Linked DNA regions of Mus musculus: region 1 is linked to region 2. Evidence: chromatin contacts called from ENCODE Hi-C or POLR2A ChIA-PET data. All regions are on one chromosome and are shown on one strand. The core of a region is the stretch at or near the end of the contact, and the rest is flanking DNA. Distances in the headings are between cores, read along the strand shown.

Region 1 (2,700 bases), core at 73-2,572, 280 kb after region 2:
TCTCCATCAAGAACGTCTCTTACTGGAGGAGTTACTCTAATAAAATAGGCTACCTGGCCTCTTTCAGTACCCCCAAAGAGAATGCTTCCGGGGGGGAAAAAAGCGCACTGTGTTGATGAGACACACGTGTTGAATTTCCAAGACACACTTTTCTGAAATAATGACCCTTACCTGTGGAAGAGATGCTTGCAAAAACTTCTTGCAGAGAAGGTAGCAGCGTGGAGGGCTCAGCCTTCCAAATATTCTGTAGTAAGGTACTCACTTTCGTTACCTGGGAGACATACTCCCGTAGTTCCTTCTCCTGAGTGGACACGCACTGGAAATGACCTATCGTTCGAACCAGCTGTTGACAGAAGGTAACTGACAGTTTCCCTTTGGGGACGCACTGCACGAAATCGGTCAGGAGGTCGCTCAGCCGGGCACAGAGCACTGGCTCCGGCCTCTCGCAAACCATTCGCAGGACCTCCACCTGGAGCAGGCTGAAGAGATCCAGCACCGACGGGCAGCTCATAATCAGCTTCAGGCCGTTGTGAATGTAGTCCAGGATGGCGACGTCCTTCCTGTCCACTGAGTGGTAGCCCTGCTGAAGGAGGCCCAACACGAAAGTCTTGTTGAAGAAGGACTCGAACTCCGGCCGGTGGTACCGCGCGTAGGCCTCCAGCACCTGGTGGCCCACTTGTCGCTGGAAAGGGTCCTGGCCCTCCAGGATGAGGCGGGTCGTCAGGTCAAACATGGCCTCGCACTGCGCCTCGTCGAGCCAATGCTCCGCGAACTCCACCACCTTCCGCACAATCATCCGCTTGAGGGGCAGCGGGTGCGAGGAGCTCACCAGGCCTTCCAGAATCTTGTCCATCGTCGCCACTCTGCAAGGCCAGGCCCTGGGGATAAAGAGCTGGCAGCGGCAGCCCCGGGGGGCAGCAAAGCGCCCCGGCGGGGAGGAACTTGGAGCCAACCAGCAGCAGGACCGGCCACCGCCACCGCCGCCTCAGCAGCCACATTTATCGAGTGGGAAGGCCCATCCGAGCCGGGACGGGAGCGAGCGATTCTGGGACGCCGAAAGGCTGCGGGTCCCCGCGGTCCGCCTCAGGGGCCGGAGGTCCGCATAAGGCTGCCTCGCTGGGCCCGCGACCTCTCCCAGCCTCCGGGCGCAGGGACCCTCCAGGCTGAGCTGGAAGGTGAGGAGCGCCTTCGTGTCCCGGGTCAGTGCGGAGCCCCGGCTCCCGCGGGTGGGCAGTTAAAAGTCGCCCTGGGTTGAGTCAGGAGGCACTGTCAATGCGAGTACCTCGATCTGCCAAGGAGAGGAGCCGGAGGCGCGGAACACCCTGAACCCGGAAGCAGAAATACTGGCGAATAGGAAGTGAAGCTCCGAGGTACAGCGGATAGGTCCGCCCTCGCCCCGCCCACTTTTTTCCGGTCCTTTCCCGGCTACGTTCGACCCATTTCCTGCTGGCCCCGCCCCTCCCCCTTCTCCATGTAGCTCCTCCCCCGATAGGCCGCGCCCCCTTCCCTGGCGCGCAGGCGCAGAGGCACGGAGTGAGTCACGCGGCCACTCTCACGTCACTGGAGACTGTGTGGTACGTCACTGGCGGACTTCCGGAGGCGCTGCTCAGGGAGCCTACTCTGAGCTCTGAGGTTCTTGTCGCCGGACGTGGATTCCGTCAGTGGTGAGGGTTAGAAACTCAGAGACCACTCAGCGCGAGCGAACCGAGAGTCTATACTGAGCCGCCGGCGACTGCCGGGGGGAAACCCTTCTCTCAGAGCAGCCGGAAGAACGCACTGTGCAGGGAGCTGTAAAAGGCAGAGAACACGGAAACACTACTTCCTTGTTTGCCGTTGGCAGGGAAATAAAGTAAGCAAGCAGCTTACTAGAAGCCCAAAACGTGCAGTTGCCTGAGGCATTTCCCCGAGTTTCTAGGACAGAGTTGGGGTACAGGACTTTTCACTTTCATCAGGGAATGATGGTGTCAGTTTCCGGGTAAACCAAAGATGGCTCCACCTGAGACAAAATGGAGGAACTTTTACTATGTCATAGTCTGAGACATGTTGCTTATGAAGACAATTCGAGGAAGTGCTATTAATTGTTTAAAATCTTGTGTCTGAGAAAATTTTGGAAACGCGAGAAGAGCACTAGTTGAGGAATGGAGGAAAGTATAAGAAAACAAACAAACAAACAAACCAAGCTTTGGGGGAAATCTTTCTAAAGACCTTGTTAGGCCCAGACATACTCCAATGCCTTAAATGGCTGGGTTTTTCCTCTGAAACAATTGCTAATGTAGAGAGAGTACTGGTGGCTCATATATTTAGTGGTGATTCAAAACAAGGTTGTTGTAAGAATAGATTTTTTAGCGGGTGGTGGTGGTGCTCGCTTTTAATCCCAGCACTTGGGAGGCAGAGGCAAGTGGATTTCTGAGTTCGAGGCCAGCCTGGTCTACAGAGTGAGTTCCAGGACAGCCAGGGCTACACAGAGAAACCATGTCTGGAAAAAATAAAAAATAGTGAGCTTTTGTATTCAGTGTTCAGTGTATAAGCAAGATCCTTCTCAGCTAAATTTAGACCCAGGCATAGTGGCATACACCTTTAATCCATGGAGATAAGGCCAAGCAGATCTCTGAGTTCAAGGCCAGCCTGGGACAAGCAGGTTCTAGGTGAAGAGCTTAACTCCAGGCCTGGTGGTACATGCCTTTAGTTCCAGCATTACAA
Region 2 (2,700 bases), core at 187-2,686:
TTCACTTTTATAGTATTGCTTCCAATCTGAGGATTAAAACTCCCAGGAGTCTTCCTTCAGACTGGAACTACAGAATACCTCAAAACAAGGCCAAGGCCAAGAATAAAAATTGGAAGCAGTAACTTTGTTCCCAGGCAACTCAATGCCTGGGAGCATGTCCAAAGAGACCTGCCTGGCAGCTCCCCCATTTTCCACTCTCTCCCCGCTTCCTCCAGTATTGTCACCATCATCTGGCCCACTGGAGCCCCAAGAAGGTGGTTCAACAGCGAATCCTCCGAATGGCTTCAAAAGGAAGCAATGCGCAGAGCTAGAAGCCCATCATCCTTCCCCGAGGCTCCCATTCATTCAGTTCTCCATGCATACACCCGTAATTGGATGGGGATCCAGGACAGGTGCTGCGGCTGTCACGCTCGTTCCCCTCCCGGTGGAGCAGGGCCCGGGAGGGGCTTCCCCTCGTTGCACACAAGCAGCTGCGCCCCGCTTATCCCCACTGCGCACTCGGCCCTCCAGCTCTCGCCATTGTCTCTGCCCAGAACAGACAGATGCCGCCCCCGCCAGCACGGGGATGAGGCACTGGAGGCGCAAGTCCCCAGCTGCGACGCTGGGAAACGTCGCCCCTCGCCCCGGGAATCCCACTCCGGAGGGGCATCTCCCTCGCCTTCCTCAAAGTTTAGTGCAAACTAAAACCTAAATCGGGAGAAATTGAGCGAGTTCTGGGGGAGCCTGGCAATGGAGGAAACGGGTCCCCTCGGCCCCAGTAATCAGGAACATGTGTTTCGTAAGAGCGATCCGCGGTCGGGCTAGGCTAGCTACACCGAGGGGAAAAGGTAAAGGTGAAGAGCAGGAGACGCGCCGGCCGAGCATCCACCTCCCTCCCTCCCCGCGCACGGCCGCGCTCACCTCCATCTCGGTGTCCGCGGGGCCCGAGCCCGCAGCACACGGAGCCGCGGGCGCCGCGCCGCCCTCGGGGCCGCCTTTGTTGCCGCTGCTGCTCCCGCCGGCGCCCGCCGCCGAGGGCTTGGAAGGCGCGCTCTCGGGAGGCGGGGGCGGCGGAGGCTCCACCGCGGACGACATGTTCCGGCTGCGTCACCCGCCGCGGCCACGGGCAGGCGCGGCGCCGAGGGAAGCGGCTTGGGCCTGCGCGACACGGGCGTCCGGGCCGCCGGAGGAGTGAGACCTGCCCGGAAGCTCTCACGCGCGAGGGCTCCGCCACCGACCCGAGCCGGCCCAGCCGCGCCGCTCGCCTCGCCGTCCTCTTCCGCGGGACTCTGCTCCACAGGCGTTTACCTCACGGCGGGAATCACGTCGACGGGAGTGGGCGGGGCCAGCGGGGTCACGGAGGTCAGGGAAGGCGGGCTGACTCTGAGGAGGCGGAGGGCCGAGGGAAAGGGAAAGGAAAACGGAAGGTTCTCAGAGGCCTCCCGGCGCCTTCTCCTCTCCGGGAGTGGATTCTCTTCTCCAGCCAACCAGGACAGCTACCTACGCCACCCGCTCTCAACCCTCGCGAGATCGCTCGTTCCCCCTTAGAAGGCCGGCTCGCGAGGGCGCGTGCGCATGCTCCTCCTTGGCCCCGCCTCCTCCAGGCCTCTAGCGGGCTGTGGAGCCGAGTGGGCGGGGCCTCGAGGAAGCGCGTCGGCGGTGCTTTGCGCCTCCGCTCCTCCGAGTGACGCGAGCTGGGTCTTCGGCGCTCCCGTAACGGCTCGGCTCGCTGTCTTCCGCCGCGCTAGGGCTCCCTCTTGGGAACGGCGCGACTGTTAGGCAAGGAGCAAAGGCCTGGGCTGGCCTTCGTCGTCCTGCCGCCTTCGCTCACGGGCGTGACGTTAAGTGACGTTGGACGCCTGAGAAGAAAAATCACCTCAGAATTAAAAAGTCTGCGTGTTCGCTCCGTCAGTCGGCTTCGTTTAGAGAGTTCGGCGTTTGTCAAGTTCAAGTTAAGACAGAAGACGCGCTGCCCTGTTAGAATGGCAGCAGATAAAGGCAGACAAATGATGGCGAGTTTTCGCATGAAACAAATACACATTTGTCTCAAGAAGTGTTTACCAGGCGTGGTGGCGCACACCTTTAATCCCAGCACTACAGAGGCAGAGACAGGCGGATCTCTTGAGTTGAGGCCAGCCTGGTCTACAGAGCGAGTTCCAGGACAGCCAGGGCTACACCGAGGAAACAAGTGTTCGTTATTCGTGTTGCTTCTTTATCCTGCCTTAGGCTGTCATGGAGGCTACTGAATCCTACGGAATATAAACACTGTTCCATTCATCCCCCACCTACTCCCAGGCACAAAAGATCTTTATCTTAATTAATCCCATTATTTAGTCCCCACCTATGTTGAATAAAAAGTCTTTTCCAGAGTTACTTTCAAACTTCTTGGAATAGATAATATTCATATATAATTTCAAATGTTTTAACCAGTCGAATAATCGTTAACTAAAATGGAGAACCTGAAAACGCTCTCGTTTAACATACTGTAGCTCATTTGGTGAGTTGTTGGGGAGCATACATGAAATCCTGGGCTTGAGTCCTAGCACTATTTAATCTGGATGCCGTGACTCGTACCCCAAATCCCAGCACTTAGAGAAGTGTAGGCACGGTCATCCTTGGCTACTAGGCCAGCCTAGACTAAAAGACACTAAAAGTGTCTCCAAAAACTAATAGATATAAGGAGCTGGAAGAGATGGTTCAAAGGTTAAGAGCACTGGTTCA

Evidence for each region. A loop is a pair of places that touch in the nucleus more often than their neighbours do. ChIA-PET counts read pairs that join two places held with the same protein, here RNA polymerase II (POLR2A).
Region 1: a loop to region 2 is called in a map of T-helper 2 cell, with 4 times the contacts of the local background. The contact joins the promoter of Usp38 here to the promoter of Smarca5 in region 2. A Hi-C loop is called at or near these places in 5 of 37 maps with a recorded cell type or tissue (T-helper 1 cell, T-helper 17 cell, T-helper 2 cell and 1 more). POLR2A ChIA-PET finds 5 or more read pairs at or near these places in 5 of 5 experiments (Patski and embryonic stem cell).

Annotation. Positions count from the first base shown.
Region 1 is chr8:81,013,584-81,016,283 of GRCm38, forward strand. It overlaps Usp38 (ubiquitin specific peptidase 38), which reads right to left and starts at 1,323. Exons shown (of 10, transcript NM_027554.2): 1 at 172-1,323. The coding sequence starts at 853.
Region 2 is chr8:80,738,023-80,740,722 of GRCm38, forward strand. It overlaps Smarca5 (SWI/SNF related, matrix associated, actin dependent regulator of chromatin, subfamily a, member 5), which reads right to left and starts at 1,437. Exons shown (of 24, transcript NM_053124.2): 1 at 901-1,437. The coding sequence starts at 1,074.